5 separate regions of the Homo sapiens genome follow, and regions 1, 3, 4 and 5 are each linked to region 2. A link is a contact called in ENCODE Hi-C or POLR2A ChIA-PET data. All regions are on one chromosome and are shown on one strand. The core of a region is the stretch at or near the end of the contact, and the rest is flanking DNA. Distances in the headings are between cores, read along the strand shown.

Region 1 (2,700 bases), core at 8-2,507, 310 kb before region 2:
CAAAGCTCATCTTCATTCTAGAGAAAAAGAAGCCTCATGTGAGAAACTGGGGTGGTTTTTTTTTTTTCTCATTTTTTGTTTGTTTGTTTTCGTTTTGTTTTTTGAGACAGAGTCTCCCTCTGTTGCCCAGGCTAGAGTACAGTGGCATGATCTTGGCTCACTGTAACCGCCGCCTCCCGGGTTCAAGTGATTCTCCTGCCTCAGCCTCCAGAATAGCTGGGACTACATGGCCACCATGCCCGGCTAATTATTGTATTTTTAGTAGAGGCAGGGTTTCACCATGTTGGCCAGGCTAGTCTCGAACTCCTGAGCTCTAGTGATCTGCCCGCCTCGGCCTCCCAACGTGCTGGAATTACAGGTGTGAGCCTCTGAGTCTGGCCCTAATGAGTCAGGTTTTGTTTGATTTTGTTCATGTAATTAAGCACACACACGCATTCCTTTTATTTTTTCATTTCCCCCTTATTTTAGTTTACCCTCCACTGCAAGCTCTGCTACTTGGACACATCAGAGAGACAAGACCCCTGCCCGTCAGCTTTTCTAGCTGTAACAATAGAGGGCCGGGTGCGGTGGCTCACGTCTGAAATCCCAGCACTTTGGGAGGCCGACGCAGGCAGATCACTTGAGATCAGGAGTTCGAGACATGCCTGGCCAACATGGTGAAACCCCGACTCTACTAAAAATACAAAAAAAATTAGCCGGGCATTGTGGCACGTGCCCGTAATCCCAGCTACTAGGGAGGCTGAGGCAGGAGAATTGCTTGAACCCGGGAGGCGGAGGTTGCAGTGAGCCGAGATCGCGCCGTTGCACTCCAGCCTGGGCGAAGAAGCAAGACTCCGTATCAAAAAAAAAAAAAAAAAGAAAAAGAAAAAACTTTGACATATTATTTGACACAATGCAATGCATAAATCCTCTAGTGACATGCACCCCGTATGTAAACATTATTTTATGTTTGGCTTTCCAGATCTGAGATCAGGACCCCGCTTTCTCCTTGACATTCCACAGCAAAACGTGAACAGCTGAACAAACACACAGTCCGGTTTCCCGAGACCAAAGGGTCAGGGGAAACCCCCGCTGAAAACGTGCATCAGTGGAACAACTACTCTCTTCCAGGTCCCACCGAGGGCAAAGAGGAGAAATAGAATCCCTCACAAGAAATCCACAACTTCTAGAAATCCGCAGCACACACAGAACACACTTACCTCTCACAGCTCTACGGACACTTCACACCCCACAGTGGGACCGTCTGATTGCATTTGCATTTTGGGACATGTAGTCCAGAAAGCTTAAATGATGCGAGAAAAACCACAAGTCCCACAATCCTCCGCGTCTCGCAATTGACAGCCCCAGATCATCCAGGAACGCCCCCTGTCGGCTCTTTCTGGTCAGAGGTTCCCCCGTTAATATAAAAGCTTTTAATCATGGATTTTTTTCTTTGTTTTCAATTTCTGTGGGCACTTAGTAGGTGTATATATTTATAGTGTACATAAGATTTTTTTTCTTTTTTCTTTTTTTTTTTTAAGACGGAGTTGTTGTTTTTTTTTTTTGAAAAAACTCCAGTCTGGAGTGCAGTGGCACGATCTCGGCTCACTGCAACCTCCCTCTCCCGGGTTCAACCGATTCTCCTGCCTCAGCCTCCCGAGTAGCTGGGATTATTTTTGTATTTTTAGTAGAGACGGGGGTTTCGCCATGTTGGCCAGGCTCGTCTTGAACTCCTAACCTCAGGTGATCCGCACGCCTTGACCTCCCAAAGTGCTGGGATTATAGGCGTGAGCCACTGCGCCCGGCCATCTTTTCTCTTATTTTTTGTCTTTTTTTCTTTTCTCTGTGCCTGTCTATGCTTTACCCACATGAGATGTTTTGATACAAACATGCAATGTGAAATGAGCACGTCATTAATCATGGATCTAGATTTGACTTTTTTTTAAAGTTTTTGTATTTTTAGTAGAGACAGAGTTTCACCATGTTGGCCAGGCTGGTCTCGAACTCCCGACCTCAGGTGATCCGCCAACCTCGGCCCCCCAAAATGCTGGGATTACAGGCCTGAGCCACTGTTCCCGGCCTAGATTTGACTCATTCTAAACATCAGAGTTTGTGATCCTTTTCATTCACAACGACAGTATCAAGTTATTTGCTATTGGTAAAATACCTTGAACTTGTGAAGAAATGTGTTTATACATATCTGAAAAAGTGATAGTTTGTTGTTGTTGTTGTTGTTGTTTGTTTGTTTGTTTTTGAGACGGAGTCTCGCTCTGTTGCCCAGGCTGGAGTGCAATGGTGCCATTTCGGCTCACTGCAACCTCCGCCTCCCGGGTTCAAGCAATTCTCCTGCCTCAGCCTCCTGAGTAGCAGGGATTATGGGCGCATGCCACTACGCCCGGTTAATTTTTTTATTTTTAGTAGAGACAAGGTTTCACCATGTTAGCCAGGATGGTCTTGATCTCCTGACCTCGTGATCTGCCCACCCTAGCCTCCCAAAGTACTGGGATTACAGGCGTAAGCCACTGTGCCCAGCCAAAAGTGATGTTTTTACAGTTAATATGAAGCCAAATATATTATACCTGGACTAATGTACTTAACCTGCTTGGCTTCTCCAATTTTATTTATCATATTTTTTTTATTAAGTTAATCAAACAAGGCCTGCGTCTCACTCCCAGGGATTCTGATCTACAAATTTCCTAATTGTTCCTAATGTGTAGACAA
Region 2 (2,700 bases), core at 136-2,635:
CATTTCTCTGTATGCAGACATCACCTCAGTGCTATATAGTCATACTGTAAGCTCTATTTTAGATGCTGGGTACAGTACGTATATAGAACGGCCCACAGCGGCTGGAGCCACGCATGGACCCATTTGCTGTGAGCGGGGTGGGGAAGTCAAGTGGGTTCAACGAAATCTGATAATCCTCCATCCTCCCTCCCCCATTCATTCCAGATTTTCTGCGAGGTAGGGTGAGCAACGAAGTGGGGGTGAGTGGTTCCCTAACTGCCCAGGGCCGGGCGCGTGCCTGGGCGGCCCCTGCTCCCCACCCATCCCTGGAGGGAGGTCCTCACCTCGAGCTTGTCTGTCAGCTCCTTATGCATCTGCTCGTACTGCCGGCTCATGTCCTGGTTCCTCTCGAGCAGCGCCTTACCCAGCCGGGCCGCCAACACCAGATCCTTCTCCTTCTGTCGGATCACCGACAGCAGCTCGGGGTCCTGGGAGGGCGGCGGCTGCGGTCCGGCCCCCTCGGCCAGAGACCCAGGCTCGGCCTGAGGGTGTTCCCCGGGGTCGGACGGCCGCTCCCCGGCCGCCAGCAGCGCCAGCTCCTCCTCTAACGCCAGTTCTAGCTCCCCGGAGCCCCCGGGGAAGATGAGGGCGGCGGCGGCGGCGGGACTCCGGACTGCGTCCCCGGCCGCGGCGGGCAGCTCCATGCAGCAGGCGCTGTCCGGCTCGGCGGGTGCTGAAGCGCGGCCGACCAAGCCCAGGCAGAAAGCGGACATGGCCCGCGCGCGCGGAGCCCGCAGCGGTGCGGCCCGGCCCGCGCGCGCCAGGCTGCAGGGGGGAGGGGCCCTGCCGCGCCGCCCCGCGTCCCGCGCCTCGCCTCGCGCCGCGGCACGCGCCCCCGGGTCCCCGCGAGCCCTGGGCGCGGCGCGCGCCGGCCCGCCCCTCCCCCGCGCCGGCGGCACGCGCCCCCTCCCCCGCCCCCGGGCTCAGCTGCTCAGGCGCGCGCGGGAGGAGGGGGTGGGGGTAGTGGCGGAGTAGGTGGTGGGAACGGGAAGGCTGGGGAAGGGAGGACTCAGGAACAGAGACTGAGGGTCGGCGAAGCGGGAGGGGAGGAAGCGAGGAGGAACGCCGCCGCCGGGTTCTCAGCCGCCCTGTTGCCGCTGCCGCTGCTGCTGCTGCTGCCGCCGCCGGCCGGGCAGCGCCTCACGGGGCGGGCTGCGCTCCGCTGTCGCCGCGACGCTTCCTGCTGCTGCTGCTGTTGCCGGCGGCCGCTCTCTGCAGCCGCACTCCATGACCCCCGGCTCCGCGGCAGCCCCAGCAGCAGCGGCGGCGACGGCGGCTGCTGCTGCTGCAGGGGCCGAGGCGGCGGCTCCACATCGCGCGCCGCGCAACCCGGCGAGCTCCTTCCTGCCTTCCCCGGCTCCTCCCGGCTCACCGGGCCGGCAGCGCCCCGCCCCGGGCTTCCGGCCGCGTCCCCTCGCCCCGCCCCTTGCCGGCGCCTGACGCGCGCGGGCACCTGTTCGCCCCGCCCGCGCGGGATTCGCCGGCTCGCGGGTCTCCTCAGCGACGCCCAGGTGGCGCCGGCGGCCTTAACCCCTGCTCTGCCTCACGCCCTGCGGGCGGCTGCGCGCGCCGCCTGCGGAGGCGGCTGGCGCATCCCTCACGGTCCTGGCTGCCTCACCGCGCGGCCACGCCCCCAGCCTTGCACCCACTTCGGGGTGCGGTTCCGCCCTCAGCCTCGCTCAGAGCTGGGGTGTGGCCACGCCCTCAGCTCTCGTACCTCGGGGTGTGGCCTCGCACCCGGCCTCGCTCTCACCTCGGACGGAGCGCGGCCCCGCCCACCGCCTGCTGCTCACCTCCAGGCGCGGCCCCGCCCCCAGCTACTTGGAAGCCGGGGCGCGCCTCAGAGTTCTGTTGCCGCATCTCTGGTGGTGTCTGGGGCAAAGGGGACTGAGGACATTCCTCCAAGACTGGTGACCCGGCCCCGAGAAAGACATACCCTCACGAAATTTAGGTCTGGGCCCCCAGGAGAACTAAGCAGTCAGGAGAGGGAGCCCTAGAGAGCAGTAGGAGGAGGGAGGACTTCGGAAACCAGGCATCTTCATGCTGATGACTCAGGGATATGAAGGACCAGATGCTTCGCAGATCAGCAGCCCGGAGAGAAAGGGTTTCTGCGGAGAAATAACGGAAAAAACTGCTCACAGATGGGAATACGAAGCAAAGAACCTCCCTAATAATAACTACCGTTTATTCGGCACTCAGTGTGTGCCATGTCCTGTATTAAGTGCTTGATAGTCATTATTTTAGATAATCCTCACAAGAACTTTATAAAATCAGTACTGCCGCTTGTCATTTTAACAGAGAAGGAAATTAAAGCCTGAGAGATGGCATCGTCTGCCCAGGTCATTACAACTGGTAGAGTCAGGATTGAGATCTAGCCAGGCCGACGCCAGGGATCACGTGAATCATTATTCTTTATTTTCTTCACATAGAAGCAGTCTTGAGGAAGATAAATGGTCCTTTGTGACCAAGATGGATTGGGTGGATATGGAAGGAACATTTCCTCAATGATTAAAGGAAGGTTTGGAGAGCCTACTGGGTGACTTGCAGTCATTCCTTGGTGTTGACCTCGTTGGTGGTGCTACGTGTCTCCTATTTCCAGAAACAATCCCATCTAAAGCTAGAATTCGTCCCTATGCTTCCTTTTCCTCTTGGACAGACAAC
Region 3 (2,700 bases), core at 195-2,694, 310 kb after region 2:
TTTAATTTGGCTCTATAAATTCATCTGTATATCAGCTTCTAGAGGGAAAAATGTATCTTCATTGAAAAGCAATTTGAGTTAAGCTTTAACTAAGTCCTCACCCATAAAGGAAATGCTAATGAAGAAAGGATTACTTGGTCATAGGACACGATTTGACATATGGCTTTGCCCCTGTGATTTGGGCAAAACAAGGTCTCCTTTTCCACCTTTGTAAAATCACCATTAACCTTTAGCTTCTTGGGTATGGAGGCTTTCACTTGGTGGGCAGGCTTTCCGACTATAATGTGCTTTTTAAAGAAAATGAAATCCTTTGAATACGCACAGAGATGTGTTGTCTCTGACCATGTCCTCTTGTTTTGTGTCTCCTCCATCATCTCAGCAGTGACCTCACCTGGAAGTCCCCTGTGGCCCCAGGGCTTGGAGAACTCATGGGGTGACTGGCTCCAGTAAACCAGTCTTATTTTACATAGCATTTTCAGCTTGGGTTTTCTGCACCAGTGGGTAGAGCTCATTAGCATGCTTTTCTGCTAAATTTAAAATGTTTCCTGATACCTGAGAAGGCTTAAAGGAACACCCATAACCTTCCACCTTTTTGGAGGAGGGACACGGCCTCTTTTAGTGGATGAAAACAGCTCTGACTCCACAACGTCCTGCTCTCTCACACGCCAGGGTCACGATCCCAGGCTGTCCCACCGGGCTTGTTTAGGAGCAAAAGGAAACAAACCCTCTGGCCTGGGGACACCAACAACTGGCCGAAGCCAGGAGCCTCTGCTGTTACCCCTCTTCAGCTTCCCCTTGTGACTTGAGCTGTTCAGAGGGGCTCAGTTTTAGGGGTCCCTTAAGGTTCCAAACTGTGTGAATGGGTGTGAGTCACAGGACTGGTTCTCAGGCCTGGGCAGCTGGAGTAGCCCTGTCCGCTCAGAGCCACAAGAACGGTACTGAAACGCAACTCTCGAAGAGTTCCAGTCTCTTCTCCAAGGGACTGAATAAAATCAGAGCTCCTCCAGGCACATGTCCAATTATTTTTACAAAGTTTTATTGAAACTTGTCCATCAAGGTGACAGTAATTCACTGTTTTGAAAAGTCACAAAAAAGGGTACCCCCAAACTCAGGTATACCAAGTAAATACTGGAACCCAGGGAGCTCACTCCTCCCTCTCCCACCAGGAGCAAAGGGCATAACGGGAGCTTCCGCTGACTCACAGCAACCTGGGCTAGTGGGTACATCTGTGGCGACTCCCGGGAAACTGAGCTGCGTATAAAGAAGTCTGCTTTGGTCCAAAGGACATCTTCCTGACCCAGACTCAGAAGGCTGCTGTCAAGTTCTACATTCCTTTCAGAATAAGCAACAGCAACTGCTGCAGTCTTGCTAACTAGGGGCAGAGGTCCTGAGCAAGGTGCCACGGGACCTTGTAAAATCACGCTGTGTGATTTTATAGGGAAGAGGGCAGAGTGCCTCTCAAGTTTTCACGGTTAACACTGTCACCTATTATGACTGGAATAAAAAGCTGGACAACCTGCCAGCTAACTGGTCAGTCCTGAGGATCATCCAGCTGAATGGAGAAATCCGGCAGCAGGTTGAAAAGTCTGTTCTGAGAACAGATTATTGCTGAGCAGAGTTCATGTGACTTCTAGACGTGGTGACTTAAAAAATGGCCTTAAGGCTGCAGAGCCAGCCACCTCTGCTTACAAAAAGAGTACTTAGTGCACATGACTGTAAGAAACAATTGTAAAACCTCATCTAGAAATCAGAAAGCTTCTAATTTCTATAGAAATGACACCTCCCTGGAGCCGAGAGACAATCTGTTGTTGATTTTGAAGGACAGGCAAGACCAACACTGTATTTAGTTCCATAGCCAGGCCTCAACAGGGACAAGTGGCTGGCCTTAAAAACACACAGATGACTGGAAATGATGTGTGGCCTCAGTCCCTGTTTCCCAGAATTTTACTGGCAAAGGAGTTAGCATTCATTTTTGGCTTAAGAAAAATCGAGAATGTAGGTTTAGAACTGCACCCAGCCTCATGCACCGCGGGGCCAGGGCTGCAGATCCTCTGCCACCCCTCCCTCTTTTCTTGGACTTGATGAGTCCCCGAGGCTCAAAGCCATGGGGGTGCTAGGAGGACTGTCACAGACCGAGGCGCTGCAGGAGCTGCTCTGCCTGGACAAACCTTCAAGCAGGACCAGGGCAGGTATGAAATGTCTTCTGAAGAGTGTGAAATGAGCAATGTACAGTCCATTCCCTCTTGGGGAAAGCATGCACGTGTGGAGCCTGGTGGTGTGCTGTCTCCTGGGCCACCATCCGCCCCCAGCTCTTCATATGGGCTTGTATAACAAGGTGGTGACGTACTTCTTCTTGTACCGGTGGGTTGCGCTGAGCACCATCACTCCATCCTAAGGAACAAGGTGGAAATGATCAAAGGCTGGACTAAGGGGCTCAAGCCTCAGAGGACATGAGAATCATTAAGGGCTTCATAAAACCACAAATTCCCGGGCCAGCTTCAGAACCTGAGCCTGATGGCCTGTGCCAGACCCTGGAAGCTGCCCTTTAAGTCAGTCCCGCCAGGTCATTCCACTGCTGGGGGTCCTCAGAGCACACACTGGGCAACACAGCTCTCATGGGGACAGACATGTCATTACCTTGATAGACAGCGCGTATAGGTGGTTCAGCATGACGTGATTGGGCTCAGGAAGCAAAGCTGG
Region 4 (2,700 bases), core at 193-2,692, 280 kb before region 2:
AAGACCAGCCTGGCCAACATGGTGAAACCCCATCTCTACTAAAAATACAAAAATTAGCCAGGCATGGTGGTATGCGCCTGTAATCCCAGCAGGAGGCAGGAGAATCACTTGAACCTGGGAGGCGGAGGTTGCAGTGAGCTGAGATTGCACCACTGCACTCCAACCTGGGCGACAGATTGGGACTCCATCTCAAACAAAAACAAAAACACAAAAACTAAAACAAAATAGAGGTATGTGCAAGATGCTGGAAAACCACGCAATAGAGTGTTTGAGGAACAGTCTTTGGTCTTGAATTTATTATAGGAGAATGTGGCAGCCACAGAAGCTGCTTGGATCTGCCTTTATAAAATGACTGAACATGGTGGGAGCATTGGAACCCGGATACTTCTGCCCAAGGAGACTTCTCATTTTTTTTGTCCTGGAATTCCCTGATGGGTTGACCTGTTTGTCAGATCTGAGTCTCCTTGCCCAACCCTGCTTATTTCCCCTTCTCTGTCACGGGCATTACCCCTAGCTTTATCTCAGCATCTCATCTGCTTTCTGGAGGACCTGATCTGACCCAGAAGGCCTGGATTCTTGAGGGACAAGGGGAACTCGAAGCTGTACTTGCAGAGCAGTTTTATATAAAATCCACAAACTGCCATCACCCATCCCAACGGGTAGGGAAGTACCTCTAGGAGGATTAATTTAGAGAATAGCTATATAGTGTCTGTCTATTCAGACACTCAATAAATGGTAGTTGTTATTATTACCCAATTTCCGAGTGTGTGGGAGCACTGGGTGTGACTTTCCTGTAGTTTTCCCTTTAATGTCTAATCTGGGGACCCCTCTGCCCCATGCAGTTTTGGAAAAGTGTCTAGGGAGGGTGGCTGTGTGGAAGTAATATTAAGAGAGATGGAACCACACAGGTATTGGGTTTGGGCCAGAAAGGGTGAACTGCGAGCTGCACTGCCATTGATCCAGAGGACGACCCCAGGAAAGGTCAGCCACGGGCTCCGGGCCTTGCCTGGTACTGATTTATGGTCCTCCTGGGTGGTGACCTACAGGTGACAGACGGACAGGTGGGCAAAACTGACTGTCCAGTGGACAGGCATGTGATGACCCAGTGGCTGACGAATGCACAGACACATGGCTGACTGTGGACGGATTTGTCATCCGCAGGGTCAGGCAAGTGACTTTGAGAGGGACAGAAAGATGGATGGGAGTGGCTGGAGGCCTGGGAGCCGCCCACCTGCCCGCTTAGCCGCGAGGGGGCGCCACCGCCCCGCCCAGCGACGCCCACTGCCCGGGCTCTTGGCGGGGGCGGGACCAGCGTGCGCAGGGGGCGGGGCCAGCAAGCTCGCGGGGGTGTCCGGGGGCGGGGCGCGCGTGCACAGGGGGCGGCCGGGGGCGGGGCGCGCGGCGGGCGCGGGCGCGGGCGCGCGCGGCGGCGGCGCGTTCCGTTCCGGGCCGAGGCTCGCGGCGGAAAAGTTGCGGGGCATAGACGAGCGGCCCCGGGACGGGCAGCTAGCGCGACCCTGAGCCGGCGCCCGTGGTCCGGCCATGGACGACCTCGGTGAGTGAGCGGGAGGCCGAGGGAGGAGGAGGCGAGAGGCGCGCAGCTTGGGGCCAGGAGGGCGCCAGCGAGCGGCAGGGGCCGCGGGATCCCACCCTCGGCGGCCCCGGCCTCAGCTCCTGTCCCTGCCGGCCGGGGCTCCGCGGGGCTGGGATCCCTAACCGGGCCTTAGTCTCGGGCCAGGCCGGCCCCGGCACCGACCGCACAGCAGCGACCCCCCGTCTGGGACGGCTTCACCTCTGGACCCCCGACCTCGGGGACCCATCACCATCTCCCAGAAGGGCCCCAGGGACCAGCCCGCCCCTCAGGGACCCACCCCGTCCGCTGCAGGGACGAGACTTCCTGCGGCAGACCACCTCGTCAGCTACGGGACCCTCACCTCGCAGACCTCTCCCCACCCCCACCTCACAGATCGACCGCCCAACTCGGGGAGCAGCTGCCCGATCTCATGGGCTGCTCCCTCATTTCCTCGACCTGCTCCCCGTCCCTCCAGGGCCGCCCCCCACTTCACAGACTAGCACCCCCCTTCAGGGATAACCCCTCGGAGCCCACCCCTTTCATTTCACAAGTCAGATGCAAAAGCTAGAGATGAGCGTGTGATGACCACACCCCCATTTCAAAGACAAGTTTCCCAGTCTGCCTGCTCTTCTGACCCCCCACTTCAAATCTGGTCACCCCGTTTCAAGGACCCATCACTCATTTTCTCTCACTGACCTCCCCGCTCTGTGGACCAGCCCCTCAATTCACAGACCAGTCCGTCTACCATGGTATCTAAGTCTAGAACGGTAATTTGGGAGTCCTGATTCTCTCCCCACCCCTAGATTCTGGTGAAATGCCAGGGGAATGAGGTGGAAGGTGGGCCCCAAGGTATGACCATCCCTGAACGTGTCCTGGCTAGCAGAGTCCCCTCCACCCTCTCTGCGTCAGGCCCTGCTGGAAGCCACGCAGGTGAAAGAGGACAGGATGCCCAGAACAGAGTTTTACTGTTTTCCTGTTATTGGAGCCCCAAGGCTACTCTTTTCAGTCCAGTCTTGATCTGGTGTTAGGGGAAAGAAAGTATCTCCTGGAAGCCGACTCTAAACCCAAGGGGGTTGGTGCCAGGGTTCTAGGAATGCCTTGGGTGGCGTGAACGCAGGAGTGGGAGG
Region 5 (2,700 bases), core at 201-2,700, 450 kb before region 2:
AGATCAAGTATATTATTACTATTTTTTTTTGAGACGGAGTTTCACTCCTGTTGCCCAGGCTGCAGTGCAATGGCTGGATCTTGGCTCACTGCAACCTCCTCCTCCTGGGTTCAACCTCCTAGATTCTCCCACCGCAGCCTCCCGAGTAGCTGGGATTACAGGCGCCCGCCACCACGCCCGGCTACTTTTTGTACTTTTAGTAGAGATAGTGTTTCGCCATGTTGACGAGGCTGGTCTTGAACTCCTGACCTCCGGCGATCCACCCACCTTGGCCTCCCAAAGTGCTGGGATTACAGGCGTGAGCCACCGCGCATGGCCAGTATTGAAGAATCAGAATAAGCCCTTGTTAAAGATACAGCAAACAACAGAGGACACAACATTGTAATATATCTACATCAACAACCAATGATAAAACAGTCGAGAAAAGGTATTGGTGGGGAATAGAGAAAGCTGTCAGTCTCTTCATTATGCAACTAGTAGCTGCCAGATGCCCATGTTTTGTTGTTGCTGTTTTGTTTTGTTTTGAGACCAGAGTCTCGCTCTGTTGCCCAGGCCGGAGTGCAGTGGCACGATCTCAGCTCCCTGCAAACTCCGCCTCCTAGGTTCAAGGGATTCTCCTGCTTCAGCCTCCCATGTAGCTGCTGGGTTCGCTTACGCGAACCACCTTCAGACTTTGCCACTCTAATTGGATTTCCCAAACCTCCAGGCTTTACACAACGGACACCTGTTTCAGAACTGTCTCAGAAGTAAAAAAAAAAAAAAAAAAAAAAAAAAGAACTGTCTCAGAAGGCAGGAGGTAGGATGAATCGGAGAAAAGGGAAACTGAAGAGCACTTATTGTATGACCTTGAAGAAGAGAATTGAGACGTAATCCCAAGTGTCAGCTGTCCATCCACAAAATGGAAGAAAATACATTTTCTGTTTGTGAGGATAAACAAGCTGTACACGCCTGGCACCCATGCCTTCAGAGAATGAAGAACTTGCACTAAGGCACACATAACGAAAAGAGAACGGACGCTTGAAGAGATGTACAAGGGCGTACCTTGGTCCTGATGCGGAGATGGGGGTAGGCGATGAACTCGGGTCTCTCGTGCTCTCCGTGGTGCGACTTCAGGTACACATTCAGCATGCTGACTGCCACCCCGGGGAGCGCGACGAAGAAGGTGAGAGTCTTCCACATGCGAGCTGCGGAGAAGCCACAAACGTTCAGCGCCGGTATGGGGCGGGCCCGGGTCTCACTTTCCCTCCCGCAAGGCCTCGGGCCAAGGTCACAGTCCCTCCCTGTCTCGCCCGAGTGGGGCTGAGGCTCGACCCGTCGACCCCGGCCCCAGTACCTGAGCCCTCTTCGCCATGGGCGCCACTCGACATAGGCCGCCCCAGCTGTGGGCGGGACCGACCCAGCAGCCGAGAAACCGAGGACACACCAACTACCGCCATTTTTGATCTGGACTGCCGCAGCGCCGGAAGCGGAAGTGGAAAATTGGCTCTGGGGGCGGTACTACAACCTCCAAAGGAAGTTACTATTGGGCGCCGCCCTCCCACTGGCATTAACCTGAGCACTATCATCCGGGACGACGGAGTCCTTGTCAAAATCCTCGGCATCTCGGGCAAGAGAGAGCATGCGCTCTGCACCTCCCTTCAGGCTTTACCGTTTCCTTCGTGCGCATGCGTGTGCCCTCCGGTCTCCCTACCGTCCCCACCTGGGCGAGGCGGAAGCTCAAGAGAGGTTTGTGCAGGGTGCCCTGGTACCTGGAATCGCTCCCTTCGTTGGAGTCCATGGACGGGCATCTGGAGGTTCTGATCCCAGACCGCCCTATCTAAAATTCCGTTCCCCTTCCTCGCCATCCTCCGACTGCGTTTTCTCATAGCACATAACATTGCACCTTCGTCGTTATATTATTATTTTGTCTGTCTCCCCCACTAGAATATAAAGTCTGTGATACCAAGAGTTTGGCACTGCAGCATTCTCAGAATAATCTGGGAATGGTGTAATTTGGAATCATACCTGGCACATACCAGATACTTGATATAAATTTGCTGAATGAATGGATGAATGAATGAATAGCAACAGAAAGTATAAAGAGCACTGAAATTGGTGCCAGCAGACCTGGATCCTAATCCTGACTCAACAGTCTCATCTTTTTTTTTTTTTTTTTTTTTTTTTTTTTTGAGACGGAGTTTGACTCTTGTTGCTTAGGCTGGAGTGCAGCGGTGCAATCTTGGCTCACTGCAACCTCTGCATCCCAGGTTCAAGCAGTTCTACTGCCTCAGCCTCCTGAATAGCTGGGATTACAGGCACGCACCACCATGCCTGGCTAATTTTTTTTTTTGTACTTTGGTAGAGACAGGGTTTCACCATATTGGCCAGGATGGTCTCCATCTCCTGACCTTGTGATCCGCCTTCCTCGGCCTCCCAAAGTGCTGGGATTACAGGCGTGAGCCACTGTGCCCGGCCTTTTTTTTTTTTTTTTTTTTTTTTTTCAATAGGCCCCTTTGAGAATGTAATGAGGACCAGCGTGGTGGCTCATGGCTGTAATCCCAACACTTTGAGAGGCCGAGGCGGACAGATTGCTTGAGCTTGAGAGTTTGAGACCAGCCTGGGCAACAAAGCTTTTTTCTTTATTAGAAAAAAAAAGAATCTAATGAAAGCTTTGAACCCTTTCCTCTAAAGACACACCTATGTGTAAACACACAGTATAGC

Evidence for each region. Hi-C counts contacts between places; a loop is a spot of excess contacts on that map. ChIA-PET counts read pairs that join two places held with the same protein, here RNA polymerase II (POLR2A). Pooled maps may share reads with other maps.
Region 1: a pooled map shows a loop between it and region 2 (5-fold over the local background). The contact joins the promoter of SIRT4 here to the promoter of BICDL1 in region 2. A Hi-C loop is called at or near these places in 2 of 168 maps with a recorded cell type or tissue (B cell and naive thymus-derived CD4-positive, alpha-beta T cell), 3 of 37 single-sample maps with no recorded cell type and 13 of 50 pooled maps. POLR2A ChIA-PET finds 5 or more read pairs at or near these places in 19 of 52 experiments (CD4-positive, alpha-beta T cell, CD4-positive, alpha-beta memory T cell, H1 and 13 more).
Region 3: a pooled map shows a loop between it and region 2 (3-fold over the local background). The contact joins the enhancer-like site here to the promoter of BICDL1 in region 2. A Hi-C loop is called at or near these places in 2 of 50 pooled maps. POLR2A ChIA-PET finds 5 or more read pairs at or near these places in 6 of 52 experiments (AG04449, OCI-LY7, WTC11 and 2 more).
Region 4: a loop to region 2 is called in a map of naive thymus-derived CD4-positive, alpha-beta T cell, with 8 times the contacts of the local background. The contact joins the promoter of PXN here to the promoter of BICDL1 in region 2. A Hi-C loop is called at or near these places in 1 of 168 maps with a recorded cell type or tissue (naive thymus-derived CD4-positive, alpha-beta T cell), 5 of 37 single-sample maps with no recorded cell type and 9 of 50 pooled maps. POLR2A ChIA-PET finds 5 or more read pairs at or near these places in 2 of 52 experiments (CD4-positive, alpha-beta T cell and Panc1).
Region 5: a map of naive thymus-derived CD4-positive, alpha-beta T cell shows a loop between it and region 2 (7-fold over the local background). The contact joins the promoter of COX6A1 here to the promoter of BICDL1 in region 2. A Hi-C loop is called at or near these places in 1 of 168 maps with a recorded cell type or tissue (naive thymus-derived CD4-positive, alpha-beta T cell), 1 of 37 single-sample maps with no recorded cell type and 9 of 50 pooled maps.

The regions. Positions count from the first base shown.
Region 1 is chr12:120,300,878-120,303,577 of GRCh38, reverse strand. It overlaps SIRT4 (sirtuin 4), which reads right to left and starts at 1,257. Exons shown (of 4, transcript NM_012240.3): 1 at 1,200-1,257; 2 at 1-17. The coding sequence starts at 16.
Region 2 is chr12:119,987,921-119,990,620 of GRCh38, reverse strand. It overlaps BICDL1 (BICD family like cargo adaptor 1), which reads right to left and starts at 1,385. Exons shown (of 10, transcript NM_001367886.1): 1 at 324-1,385. The coding sequence starts at 752. RefSeq lists silencers at 408-617, 628-697, 748-837, 1,118-1,757, 1,778-1,837 and 1 more and enhancers at 1-740, 741-1,714.
Region 3 is chr12:119,679,939-119,682,638 of GRCh38, reverse strand. It overlaps PRKAB1 (protein kinase AMP-activated non-catalytic subunit beta 1), which reads right to left. Exons shown (of 7, transcript NM_006253.5): 6 at 2,638-2,700; 7 at 1,020-2,391. The coding sequence ends at 2,314. The region is part of intron 1 of LOC124903033 (a long non-coding RNA gene); the gene reads left to right. Among named protein-coding and RNA genes, the nearest start is that of PRKAB1, 13 kb to the right of the region's middle. RefSeq lists enhancers at 278-407, 578-637, 2,233-2,700. Within about 2 kb of position 1,444, at least 3 of the 41 ENCODE cell types and tissues checked have a DNase peak (open chromatin) inside an H3K27ac peak, as active enhancers do.
Region 4 is chr12:120,264,472-120,267,171 of GRCh38, reverse strand. It overlaps PXN (paxillin), which reads left to right and starts at 1,442. Exons shown (of 15, transcript NM_001385981.1): 1 at 1,442-1,555. The coding sequence starts at 1,543. RefSeq lists silencers at 1,135-1,414, 1,575-1,724.
Region 5 is chr12:120,436,863-120,439,562 of GRCh38, reverse strand. COX6A1 (cytochrome c oxidase subunit 6A1) reads right to left here and starts at 1,450. Exons shown (of 3, transcript NM_004373.4): 1 at 1,334-1,450; 2 at 1,042-1,184. The coding sequence starts at 1,436. It also overlaps the pseudogene LOC124903126. RefSeq lists enhancers at 756-1,277, 1,204-1,413.